2 separate regions of the Mus musculus genome follow, and region 2 is linked to region 1. Evidence: chromatin loops called from intact Hi-C (ENCODE). Cell type or tissue: gastrocnemius. All regions are shown on one strand. Each heading gives the region's core, and the rest is flanking DNA. Links, peaks and the distances in the headings are about the cores only.

Region 1 (12,348 bases), core at 1,632-9,631:
TGTGTGTGTGTGAATATGTGTGGTATCTTATGTCGTATGGAATGTATGCATGTGGTGTATATTGTATGTATTCATGCACTATATAAATAAATAGATAGATCATATATATATAAACATATATATATGATGTGCATAGTGTGTGATATGTATATTATTATGTGGTATGTGAATGTATATGACTTTTATGTGTGTTGTGCATATATATGTATAGGTATGAATATATGTTTGTGTCTTGCACAGCATTGAATACATGCACATGGGGTTATGTGTGTGTGTTTGCTGTCTACATGTGGGGTGGAGTGGGGTGGGGTGGGGTGGGGTGGGGCTGGTGGCTCCAGCCCTGGGCTTGTCTCATAGCTCTTCTCCCAAAAGAAGAACAGCCCTGCCACAGTGACTTATCAGAACCTGTTTTAGTCAGGGCTCTCTAGAGTCACAGAACTTATGGGTAGCCTCTATATAGTGAGGGGATTGTTGATGACTTACAGTCTGTAGTCCAACTCCCAACAATGGTCAGAGCAGCTCTGAATGGAAGTCCAAGGATCTAGCAGTTGCTTAGTCCTACAAGGCAAGCAGGTGAAGAAGAGAGTGAATCTTCCTTCTTCTAATGTCCTTATGTAGGTCTCCAGTAGAAGGTGTGGCCCAGAATAAAGGTGTGAGCCACCATGCCGGGATCTGGGACTTGCTTTGTCCCAGATGACCTTGAACTCAGAGATCTCCCCGCCTTAATCTTCTGGGATTCATAGCCACTATGCCTCAAGATCTCCATGCCAAGATCCAGGTCAGAATCTTGTATCTCTCAGCTTCCAGATTAGGATCGCAGGGGAGCCTTCCAATTCTCGATTGTAGTTCATTCCAGATATAGTCAAGTTGACGACCAGGAATAGCCACTACAGAGCCCTAAGCCTAAATTGGCACACGTAGCCATCCCAGACAAGGGTCCCCCAAGGATGCTGCCCACACCGCCTCCACTCCACCACTGCTCAATGAGACTCTGAGCAAGATGTGGCACCCTGGCTTCGGCACCCTGTCCCCCAAGCCCTGTCTTTTCTGTATCCCTGTGGGTCATGTCAGGAGGCAGAGCTGTTGATCCATGAACTCTGACTGAGACACCTCCCTCAAGCCCCAGATCCCTTCTCAGGGGATCCCGAGAGACACGAGTGCTGGGTGCAATCTGCCCTTGACTCATTTGCATAGATCTGTTTGGGTAGCAGTTTAGTCTGTGCAAATTCATGCTTCTGACTTTAGCAGTGTTAATTGCTACTGTGCAGGAATTTACGGCTAATGACTTTATGGTGTCAAAGAAAACACTCAGGAATTACTGACGCTTATGAATACACAGTTCATCTTCCCATCTCAGACCATGCAGGCTGAACCACTACAAGACAGAGGTGACCAGGGGGGCCTCCCTCTGCATCAGAGGTCATATCTAACTCAGACAGAGGTCAGGGAGGAGAGTCCAGGGATGGCCCTGGGCTAACACCATGCCTCAGGTGTTTAGAGGAAGAGACATCATGTCCCAAAGACAATGTCAGCATGTGAGAGTTCACAGGAGCCTGTCCATCAGAAAGAGACTTGCCAAAATGTCCCACAAAGGCAGAACCAGACCTGCCAAGAAACATTGGTTTTATTCTTTATGAATGCCTGGAGTCAAGAGAAAGGCCAACACTGGAAGTCTTAAGCAGAAGACTTCATGAGAAGAAAAGAAGGTTAAACCTATGAAGACACTGGGCCTCAGTAACAACTGGGAAATTATAAATTAATAGGGCAGATGGCATTGGCATTTCACATCCTCAGTCACGGAGGCCTGAGAGGCAGGGTCACCATGGGGAAGAGCATTTACAGAAGAGCAGGGACACAAGACAGGCTCCTGACACTCCGTGAGACAGGACATCAATGCTCACACAGCATTTCTGTAATAGCCTCATACCAGAAACAGCCCGGACAGTCACAGCAGCGGATGGACAGATGGACTAAGGCATACAAGCACACAGGAAAACTATGCAGGGGTGAAAACTATGACCCACAGCCACTGGCGTGGATAGGACAACCCTTCCAAGCAAGAAGGATTTGCTGAGGGAGCAAATGAATGGAGTAAGTGAATGAGTATATACATAACTGAATGAGTGAGTGAGTGAGTGAGTGAGTGAGTGAGTGAGTGAGTGTGTGATAAAGTAGAGGGAATGCCTAGTAGGTGAGTGCATGAATGAATGAATGAGTGAATGAGCAAAAGACTGAATGAGTTAATAGATATATGACTGAAGGAGTAAGTAAATGAATACATGAAAAAACGCATGAGTGGGTGAATGAATGAGTGAATGAATGAATAAGTAGAGTGTGAATGAATGAATAAGTAGAGTGAATGCATAGGTGAGTGCATGAATGAGTGAATGAATGAGCAAACGACTGAATGGGCAAGCTAGTGAATACATGACTGAATGAGTGAATGAGCGTCTGAGACACAGCTCTGGAGAGCTCACAGCCTGAGTCTTAGGTTCTGACCAGTGCTCTATTTCCTAATCTGGAAAGAGGCTGTGTGTTCCTTAAAATGGACACATTCATCTCCTCTACACATTGCATATTCCACAATAAGGTGGGAGAGAGAGAGAGACACTAAAATCTCAAAATGTCTCTAAAAATGATAGTGCCAGGAGCAGTAGCTGCATGAACGCACCACAGACAGAAACTCTAAAACCCAGGCCAACGGGCAGAAAACAGCAAGTAGGGATGATGAGGGAAGGCATGGAGTCATTGAGTTTCTTTCCTAAGTTGCCCAAGAGGCCAAGGAGCTGAGCTGGACAGGGCCCCACTCCTTGGCAATGTGAAGGGTACCACGGCTGCCAAAGGAGCTTGGCGTGGCCACCCCATGCACACTGCCAGGTCCCACCAGGCCCTGGGATGGCCAGGAGGAGTTCTGCCAGGCCATGCAGAAATACAACACCAGCGCCAAGTCTCCCGCAGGGATGCAGAACTCCCTAATTACAATGATTACTGAAGAAGGGGAGGGTGCCTGGAGCAGACGAGACTGCTATAAGGGAGGGAGGCAATTGAAAGATCCGGTAGTGATGGACGACAGTCCCCAGATTTGTCCACCAGTGTCACAGCTGCGTGCTCACACAAGTGTGCACACAACACACGTGACGTGTGTCAGATCTCATCGTGGAACGAGCTTGTACACACACACAAGCATGCACGTGGGGTGTGCCAGATCTTGGCATGGGATGAGCTTGTACTGTGATTCATGACCCCTGGGCTTTGAAACACAAGGACACCGTGTTCAGGGTCCTCCGCACCCCTCAAGGTGAGAGCTGGATGCGCTCAGAGCGAGACGAGATGGCTCTTCAGAGCAACTGAAGGCTCCAGGCTGCCCCAGGCAGCTCCAGGTGGCCCCAGGCTGCTACCGAATGAGTGTCAGAGTTCATCTCCTGAAGTCTGAGGCTGAGTCTTTTTGTCTTCTTGATTTTATTTTATTTTTTAAGATTGATTGATTGATTGATTGATTGATTGATTGATTTAATGTATGTGAGTACACTGTAGCTGTACAGATGGTTGGGAACCTTCATGTGGTTGTTGGGAATTGAATTTAGGACCTCTGTTCCCCCCAGTCAACCCTGCTCACTCCGGTTGGCCCTGCTCACTCAGGCACAAAGATTTATTTATTATAAATAAGTACACTGTAGCTGTCTTCAGACACACCAGAACAGAGCTTCAGATCTCATTACAGATGGTTGTGAACCACAATGTGGTTGCTGGGATTTGAACTCAAGACCTTTAGAAGGGCCATCAGTGCTCTTACCCCCTGAGCCATCTTGCCAGCCCTTGATTTTATGTTTTTAATTAGTCTTTTGCTAGTCTTGCTACCTGGATTTCCCTTTTCACTCTAACCCTGGTAGAGATGCAGCTAATCTCATGAACCACCAATAGGCTATGCTAGCAGCTCGAAAACGTCCATCTGTATTTCTGTTTTTCCTTGACACAGAGTCATACTGTGTGGCCCTGGCCCATCTTGGATTTGTGATTCTCCTGCCTCTGCCTCCCCAATGCTGATTTTAGGTGTGTTCCACCAAATCCACTGAAAAAGCCAACCTTTCAGAAAATTACACTCATTTATCTCTGTGTATCCACATGCGTGTATACCGTGGTGTGCGGGTGGCGATCAGAGAGTCAGTTCTTCTCATCCATTACTCCCTGGGATTGAACTCAGGTACTCAGGACTGGTAGCAAACACCCAGTAAGCCACCAGTCCATCCACCAAACCCCACCCCACCCCACCCCACCAAAAAAAAAATTTTTTTTAATTTTTTTCTTTTATTTTCTTCTTTGAGATAGGGTCTCTCTATGTAGTCCTGGCTGGCTTCAGGTCTCTGTAGACCACCAGGTTGGCCTCAAACTCACAGAAATCCACCTGCCTCTGCCTCTGGAGTACTGGAATTAAAGGTGTGCACCACCACACTCCAACTCAAAAACTTTGATGGTTTTGATCTCAGGATCCACATATGAGCCATTCTGAGTACAAGCTTTGTGTGTGTGTGTGTGTGTGTGTGTGTGTGTGTGTGTGTGTGTGTGTGTATGGGTACCTATGCCTGCTTTCCTAGAAACAAGTCTGTGTCTCACATCTTCAAAGGCAAGGCATCCTTGACCTTCTGACTCCCCACCTGACCCATTGTATCACAGAGGAGGAAACTCAGGTCCAAGATGAGTCTAGATTTCCACCTTCACACTCCACGCCAACCCCACGACTCAGGAAGGCCCTTGCATAGGTGGCCTGGAGTCCCAGAGCAGCCTCAGCCCAGACAGGAAACTGTCTAAAAGCTAAACTTGAGTTGCACACTGTCTTGCAATAGAGTCTCCTTGCACATTGCAAGCATCTTGCCCTGCCAGGCCTCCTGGGCAGCAGCCCAGAGGAGAGGTCCAATCCCAGTCACATGGTGGTAATTCTTAGCTAGCAACTGTGAGCATTGCACAAGACCAGACACAGGAGGGTATACTGTGCCCCACTAGGGCAAAGTGGATTGGGGGAGAATAGAAAGCTCTGGGCTCAGGATTAACCCACTGAACACAACACGAGGGGCCCAAGCAGAGCCAGCTCCACTGTACTGCAGACCAGGACAGCAAAGACCCACAAGGCAGAGGGCCCAACACACATGAATATTGTAATAGGTCACCTGACCCCTGCTATCGAGTGGCCACTGTTTACAGCCCAGCAGAGTACAGAGCACAAAGGCGACCTAGCCTAAACTCATCTGACTCCTGATGTTTGAAACTAGAACTCATTTGCTAAATGTGGATGGTGCTGACACCTGTCCTGGGCCGCAATTCATGTAGTCCCTGACAGGGGTCAGGACTGGGTGTGCCTGTCCCCAGACTCACCTCCTCCATTCAGGGCAGCCACGAGAGTTACAGTCAGACTCCAGAGGGTTCCAGGACACAGCCAGTTGAGCCAGAGATCGACCTGCCAGGGACTTATAAGTGTGTTTATTTCTGTCGTTGAGACTGGACTGCAGAAGGAATGGCTGTCCATAAAACCTCAGGAGTTCTGAACCATGTGTCACAGTGTAGTTGGGTGGCACCGCCAGTTGCTTCCACAGCTAGCTCTTTGGTCTTTCCATCATATGTATATTTACCTCTGTGCCACATAAGAGCTGGTGTCTCCTGTTCCAAGAAGTCATCTCGTGTCACCTGTAAGCATGGCCTTCTACATGTCAAGCTGGGCTGCAGCTATGGAAGGCATAAGCTCTGCCCTGCTTTGTAAGAAAACTCTCTTCTAAAACCCTCTTCTCTTGTTCAGAATGTACATCCAAGGGTATACACATCCAAAGCCTCCTCCATGGAAGGGCTCACCTTCCAGCTCCTGTAAGAACGTGGAACAAGAAAACCCCGCGCCACGTGTCTTCCCAAGTCTAACTAAATGTTTTTATGCCTTTATTGTCTTTGCATCGATTTAAAGTTTTGTAAGGTTCTCTTATTCTATTTAGGGACGTTGTTGGCGCTTTTAACATTTAACATATACACTTAGTTTAAAGCAGTGGTTCTCAACCTTCCTAATGCTGCCATCCTTTAATACAGTTCCTCACGCTGTCGGTGACCCCCCCAACCATAAAATTACTTTCATTGCTACTTCATAACTGTATTTTTACTACTCTTATAAATTGTTGTATAAATCCCTGTGAAAAAGTTGCAACCCACATATTGAGAACCAATGATCTAAAAGTATCTCTCTTGCTCCTGAATTTAAAAAAAAAAAAAAATCTGAAGAACATTTTAGACTTAAAAAAAAATCGAGATGGAGAGATGGCTCAGTAGTTTGACTGATCTTCCAGAGGTCCTGAGTTCAATTCCCAGCAACCACGTGGTGGCTCACAACCATCTGTAATGGGATCCGACACCCCTCTTCTGGTGTGTCTGAAGACAGCAACAGTGTACTCATAACATAAAATAAATCTCTAAAAAAACAATCATCATGTAGAAGTCCCTAAATGGGGCTGAAGAGATGGCTCAGCGGTTAAGGGCACTGACTGCTCTTCTAGAGGTCCTGAGTTCAATTCCCAGCAACCACATGGTGGCTCACAACTATCGGTAATGAGATCTGATGCCCTATTCTGATATGCAGGTGTGCATGCAGATAGAGCACTCATACACAAAATAAATAAATAAATCTTTTTTTTAAGGAAGAAGGGGGAGGACAAGGAGGAAGAGGAGGAGGAGGAGAAGAAGGAGGAGGAAGAGGAGGAGGAGGAGGAGGAGGAGGAGGAGGAGGAGGAGGAGAAGAAGAAGAAGAAGAAGAAGAAGAAGAAGAAGAAGAAGAGAAGAAGAGAAGAAGAAGAAGAAGAAGAGGAAGAAGAAGAAGAAGAAGAAGAAGAAGAAGAAGAAGAAGAAAAGAAGAAGAGAAGAAGAAGAGAAGAAGAAGAAGAAGAAGAAGAGAAGAAGAAGAGAAGAAGAAGAAGAAGAAGAGGAAGAAGAAGAAGAAGAAGAAGAAGAAGAAGAAGAAGAAGAAGAAGAAGAAGAAGAAAAGAAGAAGAGAAGAAGAAGAGAAGAAGAAGAAGAAGAAGAGAAGAAGAGAAGAAGAAGAGAAGAAAAAGAAGAAGAAAAAGAAGAAGAAAAGAAGAAGAGGAAGAAGAAGAAGAAGAAGAGAAGAAGAAGAAGAAGAAGAAGAAGAAGAAGAAGAAGAAGAAGAAGAAGAAGAAGAAGAAGAAGAAGAAGAAGTTGTTGACGTTGTTACTAGATAGGTATCTGGGCTTAGAGATGTCTATTTTGGCGAGCATTCTCAATTGATAGTTTAACTGGGTACAGACAGGCTAATGCTGTCTCTATTTGTATTAGTACAAATATAATGTATTAGTTGCTAGTCTCATTACTGTGACAAAATACCTGACAGGAACAATTGGTTTACAGTTTCAGAAATATTTGACCATCCTGGCATGGGAAGGCACAGAGGGCCGTGGTGGTGAGAGTTTGCTGCCTGTCTTGTTCACATTTCAGTAGATCAGAAAGCAAAGAGCTCAGTTCTAAAGCAAGGTCAGGCTATGATCCTCCATCCAACCCCAAGTGACCCAGGCACACTTCCTACCACAAAGGTGTCACTGTCTCCCAAAACAGTGTCACTTGGCAGGGAGTACATGTCCAAACACAGACCTGTTGGTGATATTTCACTTTATTCGTTGTTTGTGGGGGTTTTTTGTTTTTGTTTTTGTTTCTTGTTTTTGTTGAGACAGGGTCTCTGTGTGTAGCCCTGGCTGTCCTGGAACTCACTATGTAGACCAGGCTAGCCTCTAACTCAAAGATGAGGATTTGCCTCTGCCTGCCGAGGGCTGGGATTAAAGGCAGGGGCCGCCATGCCCATTTCAACTTTTCCCTTTCTTTTTTTAAAAGATTTATTTATTTTATGTCTATGAGTACATGGCTGCTGTCTTCAGACACAGCAGAAGAGGGATCAGATCCCATTACGGATGGTTGTGAGCCATCATATGGTTGCTAGGATTTGAACTCAGGACCTCTGGAAGAACAGTCAATGCTCTTAACCACTGAGCCATCTCTCCAACCCTGACATTTCCCTTTCAATTCATAAAGTATAGTGTGTGTATCTTCTTACTGAACAACTAACTAATGATGGTTGTTCTTCAGCAGAGTCCTTTCTACTGCGGAGGTGCTGTGCGTATAACATGCTTGCATGCGTGTGGGTGCACATCATGATGGCACGAGCCATCCTCAATTCCTCCCCACTTAATGTTTGAGAGAGGGTCTCTCACTGAACCTGGAGCTCAATCATTTGACGGGGCTGGCTGATCAGTCAATCAATTTGCTTCAGGACTCTGTGTTTCTCTGCCACAGCCCTACATGCCAGGCCTGCAGATGTGTGCCACCAAGCTGGCGTTCTACATGGGTACTGGAATCTGAACTCGGTCTTGGAGTTTACCAACAGAGCCATCTGCTCAGCCCAGCTGTAATGATTTCCGTATGAATTATTTTTATTTCTAATTTCATCCCGGGGGGGGGGGATGAGATTATTGAATTCAATCTAAGCCTTCATTAGTGAGATAGTTAATATCCTTACCCCCATGACCCCACTTTGACAGTTGGGCACAGGTGCACACCCTCATTGAAAGATTTGATGGCTAGGCCCCTCCACAGGTGTGTGCCACCATGAAACTCTGAGCTACAACTGACTGGCATCTCTGGAGACCGATGTGAATATGGAAGTCAGTTTAGTTCTGAAATCAGTGGGCATGTGGATAATGATAGGGCCACGTGGAGGCTGGCTATAGTCCTCCCAAGCTTCTAGGCCCTATGCAGGCGCTCAGAGATGGTAACCCACACTACCTCCGTAAGGTCACCGTGCACACTGTGCTAGTGCCCCCTCCAGATACTGCAGTGTTCACACCAGGGCTGAGAGAAAGCAGGGGTGGAAAAGCCAAGACAAAGAAAACATGGAGCAAGTCCTTCTGAGGAGGCAGTTAGGAAAGCCACAGTAGTGCACCAGCACTCGGGAGGCAGAAACAGGTGGATCTCCAAGTTCGAGACTAGCCTGGTCTACAGCCAGGACAGCCAGGGCTACACAGAGAAATCTTCTCTCAAAAACCCAAACAGCAGCAACAACAACAAAGATGATGGTGTCTTAGGGTTTTATTGCTATGAACAGACACCATGACCAAGGTAACTCTTATAAGGACATTTCATTGGGGCTGGTTTACAGGTTCAGAGGTTCAGTCCATAATCATCAAGGCAGGAGCATGGCAGCATCCAGGGGGCTGGAGAAGCTGAGAGTTCCACCTCTTGTTCCAAAAAGGCAGCTAGCCGAAGACAATTCCAGGCAGCTAGGATGAGGATCTTAAAGGCCATGCCCACAGTGACAGACCTACTCCAACAAGGCCACACCCACTTCAACAAGGCCACACCTCCTAATAGTGCCACTCCCTGGGCCAAGCATGTAGTAAAGCATCACAGATGGGGATGAGCTACGTTATTGATGGAAATAAAGTGCCTGGGGATACAGTTGGTGTGTGCAGAATGGCCATTCCCCTCCTACCCGTGACAACTGTGTGCCCTTTATTCTCGTGGACACTTAGCCTTGATCCCCCACTACAGGTCATGGTACAAATGCAAGCTATCAGACGCCAACTGCCTGTGTCCTTGTGTTTCCACTGTCTCTTGGCTAGTTCATCTGTATGCACTTTCCTGCTTCATAATCTCATGTGACCAGCGATGCCCACAAACCTCCCAGCAACTGCTTCTTTTCCACACGCAGCTCCGCAGATTCGGGAAATCCCCCGCTCCACCTCCATTAAGTCCAGGCAAATCGACCCACTCTGCTTTCAAGGTTGTGCTCAATCCTGGATCAGTCCAAGGCCCTGCAGGGACACCTCCAGGCTCTCACGATGAACAAACCAAGCAACTTGGTACCCACCAGTGGGCGGCAACCCAGCAGGGAGGTGTCAATCTTGGCTTGGCTTTTTTAGGCAGCTTCAGAAAGCTCGAGAAGGTAGCTGAAATAATTCCCCCTTAGGAGCTGCCCTGTGGAGGGCCCCATCTTCACTCAGCAATCAGCCAGGCAAAGTGCCCCTTGCCGAGGAACCTCGCCCCCAACGCTCGATTGCTAATTTGCCAGAAAGCTCCGACTGTACCTTGCATGTTTTCTGTCTAATTTAGTCTGATCACAATTTGGAGCAGGTGCAGCCCCAGCAGGCAACTCAAGCAATCAACCAGGCTGGTGGCTGCGCTCACAGGTCCCCTGCCTTCTGGGGTCACTGTGAGCTGGCGGAAACACTGCGACTACCCCATCACCACTTCCAACCAGCAAGCACACACCCCAAGAGCCACGGAAGGCCATTCTCCCTGCCCACCCAGGCTCAGACCTGGCGAACTTGAATGCTTGCTATCCTTGGACACCGAGACACACTGAGCCCTGTGGGGGGCTGTGGCTGCTGCCTCACCTCTACTCTGGCACAGGAAAGCCATGAGCCCACCTGATACCACTGGTCAGCCCACCCCCACCAGCATCAGCTCTGCAGGACAGCAGGACAAGCTGGAAGTGCGTGTAACCTTCTGACACTGCCCAACCCACCACCACTATCAGAACTAGCTGCAAAGAGAGCCTTCTGTGGGGCCCTAGGACACCAGACAAAGCCCTTAGATATATCTACCGAGGGGTAGTCTTGGTTAATACTGGACACTCACCACACAAAAGCCTGCAAATGGGCCATTTGCCCCTCAAGACCAGGTGTCTGGCGATCCGGGCCTGTCCACACAGACACGAGCAGTAAATATACACTCTGCATATGCATCCAAGCACACAGCTTAAACACACACACAGCACATGCGTAAGACACACACTCATTAAACACAGCATATGCACAGGGATATATACATCATCCATATACATGCTGCGCATGCACGGGACGCACACAGGATAAACAAGCACACGGCACACACATGCGGATACACACACCATTTGGAGTCCACTTCCCAAGCTATGACCCTTCCTCTTCCTTCTTCATCTCCACCCACCTATGCCCCCCAACTCATATTGTATTGGGCACTTGTCACCTTTTACAGTCTCTTTATGTGTACATGTGTGAGTGTGTGTGTGTGCACATGCATACATGTGTGCATGCATGCATGTATGTTTGTATGCATGTGCATGCATATACACACATGTGTGCTATATGTGCATGTATGCACATATGCATATGCATGTGTGCATACATATATGCATGTCCATATGCATGTACATGTGGGTGTGCATGTGTATGCTTAGCTGGAGCTAAGAAATTAGTGGTGATTAAGAAGAGACCAGCGGGGGCTGGTGAGATGGCTCACGGTTAAGAGCGCCAATTGCTCTTCCAAAGGTCCTGAGTTCAAATCCCAGCAACCACATGGTGGCTCACAACCATCTGAAATGAGATCTGATGCCCTCTTCTGGAATGTCTGAAGACAGCTACAGTGTACTTACAAATAATAAATGAATAAATGAATATTAAATAAAAGAGAAAGATTGTTATCTCACTCTTTAAAAAAAAAAAAGAAGAGACCAGCATCGTTGAGGTGACATCTTCTGGGAAGGGCTTTCTGAGAGCACAAAGAGGCTGTGTTCCAGAGATAGCCAAGGTAGTACCTCGTGCAGCAGCAGTACTTGGTAATGTGTAAGAGTCACCCAGGTGGTACTGGTTTTGAAGGCATAAAGGGGTCATGCAGAGCAGCTGAGGCTCGGCACTGTGATAGGCCATGGAAGGCCATTGGTGAAGGTGCAGCCTCATTTGCAATTGATGGCCCAGGACAGAAGGGGTCATGTAAAGGAGTTGAGGCTTGGCACCATGAAAAGAGCCTATTAGAGGCTGTTGGTGAAGCCTAGTTACAGTGGAAGACAGCAGTGTTTTGGAGATGCCAGCACCATGAGATGACCACCAAGAACAGCAGCAGCAATGGAGTACAGGCAGCTGGAGCCTAGAAGACAACGTGTGTGCTACAAAGGGCAAGGCTGGAGAAGTGACCGAAGCCTTTGGAGGAGCCCAGAAGATCATGAGTTGGATCCCAGACATTGGACAGTTGGAGTTTGATGTTGCTTTTCATTGTGACTGTGCCCTGATGCTTTTCCTTCTTGAAGGAAGTATTTTAGTGGAATTCACAGTTAAGAGACTTTAAATTGTAAAGACTTTGGATTTTAAGAAAGATTGAAATTTTAAGAATTTGCAAATTCTGTGGGACTTTTAAAGTTATTTAGATCATGGGGATGAATAAGAAACTAAGGGTTGAGGCTTACTAGTGATGTGTTTGTGTGTCAAGATGACAAGGGGTCAATTGTACTGGCTAGTTTTGTGTCAACTTGACACAGCTGGAGTTATCACAGAGAAAGGAGCT
Region 2 (12,348 bases), core at 2,906-10,905, 85 kb before region 1:
ACCCTGGATGGGGAATCAAACACACTTCTCAGAAGGTTCAGACTGCTTCCTTCCAGATCCTGCTCTGTAACACCAGTGGTGGGTGGTGGGTACCTGAGGAGTAAGGAGAGGCTCTGTGGCACTGCACCCAGCTTTGGAGAGACTCCCGTGCCTTGTCAACATTTGAAGAAAGCAGCCAGAGACCCTCAGTCCTGGGCTTCTGGCTCGTCTGGTGTAGTGTCCCGACAGACTCCAAGGAAACTCAGGAGAGGTTTCTGAGGAGCAGCCACTGAACCCCAGAACTCTGTGAGTCTTCCATGATATTCAGGAAAGAGACCTGATTTTGGGGAGTTGTCCCCCTACACAGAAACTCCCTGCTGGTCTCTCTTGGCAGCTCATAGCGGCTGGAGAGAGCAGGCCTCGGTCCTTTCCTTGTCTTGTGTGCCTAGGTGGCTCACTCAGGAATGTGCTTGGCTGTCTTCCTGGTCTTCAGCAGGGTCATATGAAAACCTGGGGTCCAGTGTGGCTCCTGTATGTTCACAAGCACCTGGTGGCCCGGAAGTGTTAGATTAGCCTGCATTGGTCTCTCTGTGAGGTTCTTCTCCCCCAGGTGCATGCTGGGATATGGCTGTGAGGCCAAGTGCCTTGAAGCTATGAGCTTCTTCACCCACTGCTCAAGGCCTCCTTCTCTCTCCTCAAAATCTTTCTTCTAGTCCCCTCGGGGCATGGAGTTCTTGAAATGGGTTCAGGCAGAGTTGTGGAAAGGCGGTCGACACTCAGGAGCTGTCTCTGCAGTCTTTTTCTTCACGCCTTCCAGAAAGAGCCGTGTTAGCTTTTGAAGGGCAGCGGTGTGTGAATACCACTTAAAGGATAACTTTGGATTATTTTCTTAATGGGAAAGCAAACATTTATGTCTTCTATGCCAAAGGGCCTGCTGGAGTGTGGGAATATTGACTCTCAGGGCGCTGGCCTCCGTGACTGCAAGGGCTCCGCAGGGAAAGGGGAACCGGCTGCTGGCTGCCTTACTTGGCCACCGCAAGCCAAACACTTGCTCCTTTGTCCCTGGGCTTACGCAGGATATGGCTGTGGCTGTGGCTGTGGCCGCTGTGGGAGCTGGGGCTGAGGCCTGTTCTATGATCTACTGGTTCTGTTTTCCTGCAAACAGCAAAAAAGGCCAGGTGCCCAGTGTCAGTGTGAGTTCAGAGTTCAGGTCTTCCGAGCGGACCCATCCTGAGGGACAGTTCCCTGGCTGGAAACAGGATGTCTGTCAGATGGAATGGGAACAGATCCTGCCTCTCTGGCTTTGACATCTTGGCTGTGCCAGAGGTATAAATCACTGCTTAGAGGGCTACAAAGATGGCTCGGTTGATAAAGAGCTCACAAGCATGGGGACCTAAGCTCTGTCCTCAGAGTCCATGGGGAAAAGGTTGGGCATAGTGTCATTCGCGTGCAATCCCAACTCTGGGGATACAGGGATAGACTAGTTCCTGGGACTCGCTGGCCAACCTGGCTAGCCTATTTGGTGAGATTCAGGCAAGTAGGAGACCCTGTGTCACAAAAGTGGGTGGACAGCACCTGGGTTGCAATGGCTGAGGTTGTCCTTTGACCTTCAAATGTATACGCACACAAGTGAACTCAGACCAGCACACATGTATACTTGAATAGATATCACACACATGCGTGTGCGTGCACACACACACACAGCACAAAAGGAGAAAAAGATAACTACACTTGCCTGAGCCCTCCTCTTCCCACCTCATCCCTATTTATATATGATGGCCACCATGTGATCCCTATTGGAAGCATCATCCAACGACCCTTTGGTGGATGCAGCCTGCACCCGTTGCTTAGAGTATTGCAGGAAAGCATTACACACATTGTAGCCTGGTGGTCCAGGCGGAGGAGCAAGGTCCCATTGTGAGAACAGGGCCACTGAGGAGCTGTTAGCCAGAGCCAGGCTGGTACCAGGGGGCTGTGATTTTACCCGCCATCCTTACAGACCCACGCAGGACTTCTGGGAAGCCTGAGCCTCCGGTAGGTAAGAGGCTTCGCTCTCATGGCCCTAGGACAAGGTGCTACATGGGAAGCAAGCAGATCCTAATCCTAGGAAGAGATGACGGTTCGGGTGGCCTCGATCCACATGGAGAAGCAGCAGCTCCTGATCTGCAAGAGCCACTGCCTGTCAGCTCACAGGGCTGCTTTCCTTCTAAGTCCCGTCGCAACCCCGCTGTCCTGTTCTGGAACTTTCCTCGGAAGTCTCAGCTGCTCTGGGCCCTGCTTGGAAAAGTTCCTGTCGTTTTCAAATCCTAGAGCCCATGTCCTGTGGCCCTGGGTCAGTAATCTCTGAGAAGTTTCCAGGATCCAGGGTCTTCCGGGACAGAGCGTATTTGCTGGGGCTGGAGGCACTGAGCAACTCCCTCCTATCCCCCCTGCTGGCCTCTCTGACCCACACAAAGATTGTGGGGCTGGCATTTGTTCTGCCCCTGAGGCAGAGAGGCCCACCCTTATAGAGGGGTCATGCTCTTTAAGCTCCCGAGTGGTGCATCTCTCCACCCTTCTGGTTGTGTGGCTCAAGGAACCACGCAGGCACGGGGTTTCCTCGGTACAGCACAGGGTTCCATTCCAGCTGTCAGCTAACTGTTCTCTCTGTGGCTGGAACGCATCCTCCTCTCACAAAGCTTGTCCACTACGCAGCCTCACCCTGCTCTGCTTGCGTATCCACCTGACCCATCATAGAAAAGACATCTTAAAGATCATGTCAGTATCCTTAGCCTTGTTAGGTCTGCCCACCCGGACCTGGCCCAACCTAGAGTAGCTATCCCACTGTAGCCATCTGCCCTGTGGCTTTTGAGCTTCTGCGCATGCGCTGCTCGTGCAGGTCGCCATGAAGAGACGACTTTGGGCCTGACACGCAGTGTGCACGCTCACGAACAAATGCTTGCATATGAATGTACCAGTGTGTGAGAGTAGGCTCATTATGTGCCTGCGTGGGTGTGCACGCTGTGAACCTATATGTGCGTGTATATCTATAGAAACCGTGAACATCTATGTGCGATGTCCGCATGTACCATACAGGCGCATGTGCCTCTTGAGTGGATCTCATGGGTGTATATGTGTCTGTGTGAACACGTATGAATGAAAGTCCTCCCGTTTAAGGAAGAATGGTGTGCTCTGGTAGGCTGGGAGAATTTCTAGGCCGCATGTCGCTCTGCTTAGGGTGACCAGGGCTTCCACCCCTGACCCCATTCAGTGGTGCCTAGAGAGTGCCTGATGTCTTCACAATCATCCACCCTCGTGAACTCATTCAACACATTTCTCCTAGATTTCAGCAGATGCTCACGCAGCTATAGGCACATGAATGGAGAGTCTTCTGATGGGGATGGCAGCACCTCAGAGGCCAAGGAAGGCAGGCCACTGAAGCTCTGCTGAGTGCACTCTTCCTTCCTTACTGCCCATGGGCCACCCTCACTCCCTTCTGGGTTTGTGTATCCACCTGGCCTTCTTTCCTTCCAAGTACCCAGTGGACAAAGCTAAAAGACCCCTGTGGCACTAGAAAGAGGGCAAGGGGCAGTAGGGGGCTAGCAGGCAGGACATATAGCTCCTAGGACAGCTGTCTGTCCTTGACCTTCAGAGCACCATATGCCACGTTGGCCACCCTTTAAAGAGCAGCTGATTGTCTCAAATGCTGCCCTGCTCTGGAACCTGCACGCCCTCCCTCCGTGGACCGCAGGCTGCCAGCTGAGTGGCGGGTGGCAGCTGCCCTGAGCTGGAAGCTTTTGATTTGCGTCAGTGCCTAGCTGGCCAGGAGGGGCCTGCACGGCGGGTGCTTGGCAGCTGCAGAGAGTCACAATGACATCACGGCTCTCAGGAACCCAGGCAAGCATCCCAAGAGAGACAGACAGCATGGTCAACAGAGCCACATGCTGCTGAGCCCTCACCCCTCTCCCCACGGTGCAGGGCTTTGAAGGCAGTTTCCATGATGCGCACACCGCGGAGGTCAAGCTCCCAGAGGCGGAGCGGAAGTGGATTATCCCTCCCACATTGGGCTCCCTTTGGCTCCCAGAGCAGCCGGCTTGTCACTCTGTGTCTACCGGGTCATGGAGAACTCCTGCTAATTGAGGCCCTCGGTAGGAGCCCTCACCACGCCTGCAAACCTGCAATTTCACAGAGATAAAAGCGTCCTCAAAGAGCCCCCAGTGTGAGCACTGGGAGACAGAGGGGTCAGAAAGAGGGGGCACTGTCTACTCTTTCCTGGTGTGTCACAGAGGCTGTGCCGTAGCCTAGCCTCTTCCTGGGTGGAAAGAGATGGGCAGTCAGTAGTAGGGGTGTGTAAACCTACATGTGTCCCTCCACAACCCCGATCCTCCCCACCCCTCCTCCCGTGTGCCCTCTCATTTTTACTGATGCCTCCTGCTCTGGGCAGGAGCAGTTGTGAATCACTTCAAAGACTGGGTGGTTTATCCTTACAAAGAATTTCTGGGAAGGCGCCGGCAGCCTGCTCTCTCTCTCTCTCTCTCTCTCTCTCTCTCTCTCTCACTCACACACACACACACACACACACACACACACAGAGAGAGAGGGAGAGAGAGAGAGAGAGAGAGCAAGCAAGCGAGCAAGCGGTTGTCACCATGGTCACCCAGCCCATCCCCCTCCTGTCAGCAAAATGCTCCAACTTGTGGCAGTAATTACCCCTGGTGGAGCTGCCCATATCCCTTCTGCTAGTGTCTACAAGGTCGTTCATGCTCCTTAGCCAAAACACCCTCTTTCTGTTCCCATGGCCTCTGTACCCCTCATTGAGTCCTGGGTTGAGAATAAGGTATGTGTGTGTGGGGGGGTGCAGTTGTGATTGCAATGGACTTGTGGTCAGACACTAGTTGCCCTGCTGGCTTAGCAGACTGAGGGATTGGGCATCGCCTGTGAAGGTGACCTGGGCTCTTTACATCTTGGTGAAGGCTTCTTAGTGCTCTGTGATCCGAGTCATTTTCCCCCTTACTCCCCAAGGGAGGTCCTTACCAGCTTCTCTCCCTGGAATCCAAGAATCCGGGAAAAGAAGGTTTCCAGAGACTCCAAACCAGCCAGGTTGAAGGGGCGTAGGCCCACAGGAAAGCAGTTAAAGGGCCCCACCTTGAGAGTTAAGATCTTGTGCTCAGGATCCGTCAGCCTAGGGGACAGGAAGCTGGCACTAAGAGCCTAGGGTGGTGACAGACAGTGTGTGACAAACAGTGTCTGATTCGCATGGAACTGTGGTTTGGAGAACGCCAAGGCCTCACTGTGTTCCCTCCCCACCAAGCAACTGTGTGGCTCCCATTTCCAAGTGTCTGGGACCTTCCCTCGCCCACCCCACCATGCTTTCTAGGCTCGTTCTGTGTGGTTGAGAGGCTGAGTGCTGAGTCACCCGTGGGTCCCTAACTTGGAGCATCTTAGTGTATTTGTTTCCTGTGGCCGATGAAGCGAAGCACAGAAGGCTGGGTGGCTTAAACCACAGACATTCACTGTCTCCGAGATCTGGAGGTCAGAAGTCCAAGGTTGAGGTGTGGTCAGGCAGCTGTCCAAAGGTCTCAGGGCAGCTGGTGACCAGCTTCTCCAAACCCCTGGTGCTGTAGAACTCCTAAGACCCTGCCTCATCACCTGGCCTTCCCTGGCAGGCATCTCCTGTTTCATGGATGTCATAGTTACAATGTTTGCCTTTAAGAGCTAGCAGTCCAAGGCTTGCTCATCTCTATAGCCTCGCCCTAGACACAGCTTCTTCTAAGTATAGTTCCACTCACAGGTGCCCCATGGACAGACGGGTAGACTATCAGTCAATCACTTAGGGATTTGCAGGAGAGTGCTCCCCTATGTCAATCAACTTTCTCTAACTGACCCAACTGGGTGAACAAGTAAGGAAACAAACCCCGTTGTGTGCGACAGAGCCAGGACTACAGCCTAGGCCATGTGCCTTGATTTTCTTCTGCCCGTGCTGGGGTGGAACGGGGGGGGGGGGTCTCGAGGAGGGGAAGTCTCCCAGGCACCATTGAGCATCTCTAGCTGGAGGGGACTCTCCTTTTGTGATCAGATTCTCAGCCTGACTCCCCACTTACCAGCCCTGTGACCTCTGCACGGGTTCACCTCGCAGACATGTGGCTGGCCACCAGCCGCTGGCTGTCTGATTTCTCCTGGCTTGTAGTTCTATGTGGCTGCCCAGCATGGCATGAACCTGACCTCTAGCCACCAGGGATAGAGCTGTGTGTGTCAGATGCCAAGGAGGCCTTGTGACATGCCAGGGCTCTGAGGCTGGCAGAGTCAGTATGTGTGGCTAGTCACTTAGGTCACAGGCCAGGCCACACAGAGTCAGAGGGGATCTCCAGTCTTCTCACCCAGATGCATAACAGACCCTCTCTCTCTTTCCTATCTATTTCTGCTGGAGTCAGTGCCCTGACTATAAAAGTGAGGCTCCTGAGGTCTCAGTAGGTCAGGCTGCTACAGGTGACTTGTGGCACAGACCTTCTGAGAGCAGGAAGATGACCCACAAGGAAGAAGTAGGAAGAATCCCTGCCCACAAATAGTAACTCACATGCCAACTGTCTACCAAGATGGGAGAGCCCAGAGCTTAGTGCCAGTTCTCTGGGTCTTAGAGCTTCCAAGAGGCCAGGCTTGACTCCAGCCTTTGGGGTTCTAGCTTCTGTGGGTTAAAAATGGTATCCCATGTCTGGCCCAGGGCTCAGGCCACTGGGCGAGGCAGAACTCAGAAAGTCTGACTGTGGGCACCCCACGTTGCCAGGCGGGCATTGGGCTGTGAGAAGCCACAGGACCCTGCTCCAGGGGTGGGAAAGCACAGACTGAAGTCACTGCGAACCTGCCAGAATTGGCCTGGGGTCCCAGAGCCTGCAGAGGCTGAGGACGACAGGTTCTCATCCTCTTAGACACCGCAGGTGCTTCTGGATATCATGGAAGAGCTGAGAACAGAGGGGAGGGTCCCGGCCGAAGGGAAAAGGACAGGAGGGCTCCGGTTGGTTACTGCAGGAAGGAGAGTCCTTGGCTTGCTTGGCTTGGAGGAAACCATGTCTGAGAGTGCAGAGAGGCCTCTCATGGGAGATTAGAAGCATGGCTCTTTAGAGGTGGACCTGCTCTATTGCTCCAGCACGGTGGATTCCGATGAGAAGAGACAGTCCATGGTTTTAAGGTGTTTAGTGTAGAAAGGCAGAGAGAGGAAGAGAGTAGGGAAGTAGAAGTTGGCCATAGCCACATGGAGAGAAGGGGGAGGGGATTCGAAAAGAGATGGGGAGCAAGGGAGGGAGAGGCAAGAGTAAGAGAGTAAGAGAGGGAGGAGGGGGCAAGCAGCCCCTTTTATAGTGGTCTGGACCTACCTGGCTGTTGCCAGGTAACTTTGGGGAGGAGCATACCTGGTTGTTGCCAGGTAACCGTGGGGGTGGAGTCCAGACAGAATACCAGGTGCTTGGGTCTATGTGACTGATGGCCACAGAATTATGGAGCTGGGGCCTTTTGTCAAGAACCTAGTGTCTGGGAGTGTGTGACAAACTTCCTTCCATCTCATGCAGATTAATCTACTGGGTCTCCGGGGTTTAAACCTAGCTCAACCAGAAATCAGGCTGTCTTTCACAGCCCTACAGGCTTCAGAGAGGGGAGCTCACAGCCTTCAGGAGATCATCAGATGGGCTACCTACCACTCCATCCCACCAACATGTAAACAGAGATGGCAGATCCTCTCAAATGAAGACCTTGCATAGCCTAGGACCTCACGGAGTCCATGAAGACCCACATCAGTGTGTGCCTCAAGCTGTGGCCATGAATACATTCACTCTTTCCCCAAGATGGCAGAATGCCAAGGGGTCCCCGCCTGCCTGGCTCCTCTTCCTGAAACAGGGGCATGGCTCTCAATGGCCCCTTGGCTGAGGTGAAAGAGTGTCCCTGGCTGGTGATAAAATGACAGTCAGACATGCTGTTACCATCATGTTCCTGGGCACCTGTAAGTGGTTTTTAGCGTTGAAAACCTCAAGACACCCATGACATGAGCTGCTGGGCCAATAAAAAGGAAGGACAGGGCAGTGGGAGAGATGGTACTTCTGCCAACCTGGGATGTCCAGATCCAAGGAGGAGGGGAGTCTCAAGCAGGGGCAGGGCCATCCTTTCTAGGGTCCCAAGGTCTCAAACCTGCCTTGTGTATTTGGGCAGGTGGGCAGGGCGATGAAGGACCAGACAGAACCTCTGGATGAGGTTGTGCTACCTCTGTACCCAGCACCTGTACCCATCTCTGCCCCAGACACAGGATCACCTGCCTGATTGCAGCTCTGGGGACATTCAGTGTGTACAGTGTCCTTCCTGGTGACTCGCGCTGTGACTCTGTCTGTAGCTTACTGAGTTCCAAGATCATTCTCTCCAGAGAGCTTCCAGGCTGGAGCCCACAGCCAGAGCCCCAGCTCCCATTCAAGTGCATTTTTCTTTCCATCCAACCAATGCTTACACAAGGATGACAGATCCTCTTCAGTTAAGTCCCTGGGTAGCCTCGGACCTCACGGATTCCATGGTGACCCACATCAGTCAGTGCCTTAAACTGTAGCCATGAATATGGCTTTTCCCAAGATGGCAGCTCAGGAAAAATGGGAGCTATCTAGCTGTCCCATTGGTATTTAGACAAATTCTTCTTAAAGAAAGAATCCACAGCTCTTAGGTGGTGGACCCCAAAGGGACAAGGCTCCCCCACAGCAACATAGTTTGTCTAGGTGAGGAGACGTCACCACACACCTTCCAGGACCATCATCCCCTATTTAACATCTGTCTGCAGTAGTATTCAGTTGACAGGATGAAATAGGGCCTCACTATGTATGGCTGGTGGGGCCTCCCGATGACCTGGCACAGTGTTTGGGACCACAATCCTCTCCAGTCAGCTGCCATTCCCTCAGACAGGCTGCCTCACACAGAATATGGATAGCAGGCTAAAGACTTCTTGCACTTCTCTGCCCTGCCCAGGCCTCAAGGGAGAGGATGCTGATACTTCAGGCTGTTGGCAGATTGAGAGGCCCATCCCACAGAGGACTATGTGGAGTGGTCATTTGGAAGGATGCTGGAGGAGGCAAAGCTATCAGAATTTCCCTGACCCCTCTCCATAAGGTCATAAGTTTATGCTCTCCCAAGCCCTGAAGCTGTCGCCTTCTGTGAGGATAACTGATCTGGATTAGATCCTCAGAGGAATCTGTCTTAGTCAACATTCTATTGCTGTGAAGAGACACCATGACCAAGGCAACTCTTCTAAAGGAAAGCATTTAATTGGGGTTTGCTTACAGTTTCAGAGGTTTGCTTCATTGTCCTCAGATAGGGAAGCACACCTGTGAGAGCATCTATAGAGTTCTACATCAGGATCCACAGGAAGCAGGATGAAAGAGAGACACTGAACTTGGCTTGTGCGTTTGAAATACCAAAGCCCGCCCCGCCGTGACACACTTCCTCCAAGGCCATACCTCCTGTGCCACTCTCTAATGATTAAGCATTTGAATATGTGGCCAATGAGGGCCAGTCCTATTCAAATCACCACAGTGTTGGTGACCATCTAGGCCTGGAGCAGATGCATACTCAGGGCTGCAGAGGGGACTCAGCCCTGCAGCATCCTGACTTTGGAAGCCTGGACCAAGGGCTGTGAGCAAAGTGTCTTCACATATTTAAACTCTGTTGTGGGAAACTATTACGAATAAATACCAGAGCAGATAGGATCTGAGGAAGCAGCCAGTTGCCTTCTACACAGGACTAACCTCTCCCTGGTCCTACATAGATATGACAGGTGAGAGGCCTCGACCCTCTGCTCCTTTGACCTCCCTCAGACATCTCTCACCTGCTCACTTGTTTAGCATAAACCTTCAGTTCAATGCCCCTGCTCCATATCTGCTGTAAGCATGATGTTTTTGTGTGCTGTGTGAAGTTTACCCTGGTGTTATTCAAATGCTGATCTCTCTGTCCTCGTGTCTTGTTTCAATCCAGACACAACATTGTAATGCTTGTACCAAGAATCCCCTGTCTCAAGTTCTTACCATTTATTCTCTGCCTTGTCAATAATGCTGATCACCCAACAGCTGGGCAGACAGAGAATAGAGCAAGATGTCTGCCAACCAGAGGAAGGAGAGAGGGAGAGAGGGACAGATGGAGATTCAGATTAGTGGCAGGATGGAGGAATTGGAGCCTTGAAGAAGGAGTCTGAAGAGCCAGATCAATAATAGTATGCGAATCTCATGGGAGCGGGCTGGGAGGCAGTGAGATCAGCACGGAAAGTATAGGTAGATCATTTAATTGCTCAAGTACTGAAATTCAATTTTTTTGTTCTTGTTTTTTTTGTTTTTGTTTTTTTCGAGACAGGGTTTCTCTGTATAGCCCTGGCTGTCCTGGAACTCACTTTGTAGACCAGGCTGGCCTCGAACTCAGAAATCCACCTCTGAAATTTAATTTTAAATGAATATTGATTTGCCTGCATGATTTTTGGGGGGCTAACATGAAAAGTACAGCCCCTGGATTAGTTCACTGTTTATATTTATATTAAGAATAATTCGTCTACACCCATTTCTCCTATACCTCCCCTATACCTCTTCCACATTCTGAAACTCTAAAGACAGGAGCCATCTTCCTCCTGAGAGCCTATAGGCTGGAGTTTAGGGCCAGGCCCCCAGTTCCCATTGAAATGCATTTTCATTGTGGTGGGTGTGGAGGTGTCTTAGTTAGGGTCTTACTGCTGTAAACAGACACCATGACCCAGGCAACTCTTACAAGAACAACTTTTAATTGGGGCTGGCTTACAGGTTCAGAGGTTCAGTCCAGTATCCTCAAGGCAGGAACATGGCAGCAGCCAGGCAGGCATGGTGCTGGAGGAAATGAGAGTTCTACATCTTCATCTGAAGGCTGCTAGGAGAAGACTGGCTTCCAGGCAGCTAGGATGAGGGTCTTAAAGCTCACACCCACAGTAACACACCTACTCCAACAAGGCCACACCCACTCCAACAAGGCCACGCCCACTCCAACAAGGCCACACCTTAAGTGCCACCCCAGGGCCAAGCATGTACAAACCATCATAGGAGGTATGAGTGGTAGTGGGGAGATGCTATTCATCCCAGCTCTCCAAAGCCTAGGGTGGGTGGAATTAATATCTCCACCCACCTGTAAACGCCTTGAGGCAAAGGCAAAGCCAGAAAGCCCTAGTTACAGCCACAGGCTTACACCAAGGGAGAGACACTGGACTACACTGGATCTCTAAGAATCTTCACCTCCCTACCCCATACCTGTCCATCCTACTGCCTCCCTTAAAGCCCCTCCCCACACCCACACAAATGGATTGACTGAGCCAGTGTCCTGATGGCCGTCACTTTCCGTCTGAAGTGAAGGTCCTGGCCTTCACTGCGGTTGTATCATGCTGAGCCCTGTGCACACAGCCCCACTCATCAGTCCAGGTCTTTGCAGGAGGGGGTTTCACGCTCTTGATCATCAACTGGACAATTCCAGTTTCAGGTGGCTGGTTCCACACCTGTGGAAGACCTCTAAGAGTAGAGAGGTCACTCCACGTGCTTGAATTTCCTGTCCCTGCTGTGGCAGAGGCCCACAGACCTGAAGGCCCAAAGCCCAGATTTAGCTTCCAGTGGTTCTGAGGTGGGGTGTGTGTGTGTGTGTGTGTGTGTGTGTGTGTGTGTGTGTGTGTGTGTCAGGGTCTGACCCAGATTCCGCCGATTAAAGTTGAGGTGTTACAAGGCTTCTTTCCTTCCTGAGGCTCTGGGGAGACTCTTCATGTCTCTCCTGGTGTGCTTCCGAGCTTCGAGCTTCGGAAGGTCTCACACCCCTCCACTCATCTTCTGTGGGCAGAGCCAGCTATAGGCAGCCCGTCTCTCTAACACTGACCCCTCCCACCTAGTAGAGCTGTGTTCTCCCCAAACCTCCACAGACACCCACCATCTCTGTATAAGGACAGACACACAAACATACACATACACACACACATACACACACACACACACACACACACACACACACACACACACACAATGGCTTTATGAAACGGAACAGTCATATTTAAGGGACCATTCTGCCAACCACATTCAGTCCCTCTGGGGACTTTGTACTTGTCACCCGTGTGTGTCTTGACAGTGACACTGAGTCTCTTGACTGACCCTTTCCTCCACTTTCACCTTGTCTGTGGCGCCAGGCCTGGGGCCCAGGAGGATCAGGTGGCTAGAGGCACAAGCCGTCCATTGTGTTTGTGCGGGTGGGACCCACAGGGCCGGGCAGGCCAGCAACAGCATCCTCCCACTGGTTTGAAAAAAAGGTCTTTGTGAAGGCAGCAGGTCCCCACCCTGCTCCACATGAGCCAAGACTGGCTCCCAGCTTCCCTGTCCACCAGCAGGG

Evidence for each region. Peaks named below come from ENCODE experiments on the same cell type or tissue, not always from the same donor. Only the 100,000 strongest peaks of a DNase experiment are listed, where the experiment ranks them.
Region 2: it touches region 1 in a loop (11-fold over the local background); 4 of 42 quality-filtered maps call a loop at or near these places.

Annotation. Positions count from the first base shown.
Region 1 is chr17:31,696,364-31,708,711 of GRCm38, reverse strand. Gm30187 (a long non-coding RNA gene) reads right to left here and starts at 516. Exons shown (of 3, transcript XR_385530.2): 1 at 484-516. In gastrocnemius, for the core only: no CTCF peak of the experiment used is centred there; DNase peaks (open chromatin) are centred at 2,901 and 4,899; H3K27ac peaks cover 2,913 bases.
Region 2 is chr17:31,782,349-31,794,696 of GRCm38, reverse strand. No RefSeq gene overlaps it. Among named protein-coding and RNA genes, the nearest start is that of Gm41563, 37 kb to the left of the region's middle. In gastrocnemius, for the core only: no CTCF peak of the experiment used is centred there; DNase peaks (open chromatin) are centred at 3,763 and 4,631; H3K4me3 peaks cover 615 bases; H3K27ac peaks cover 4,448 bases.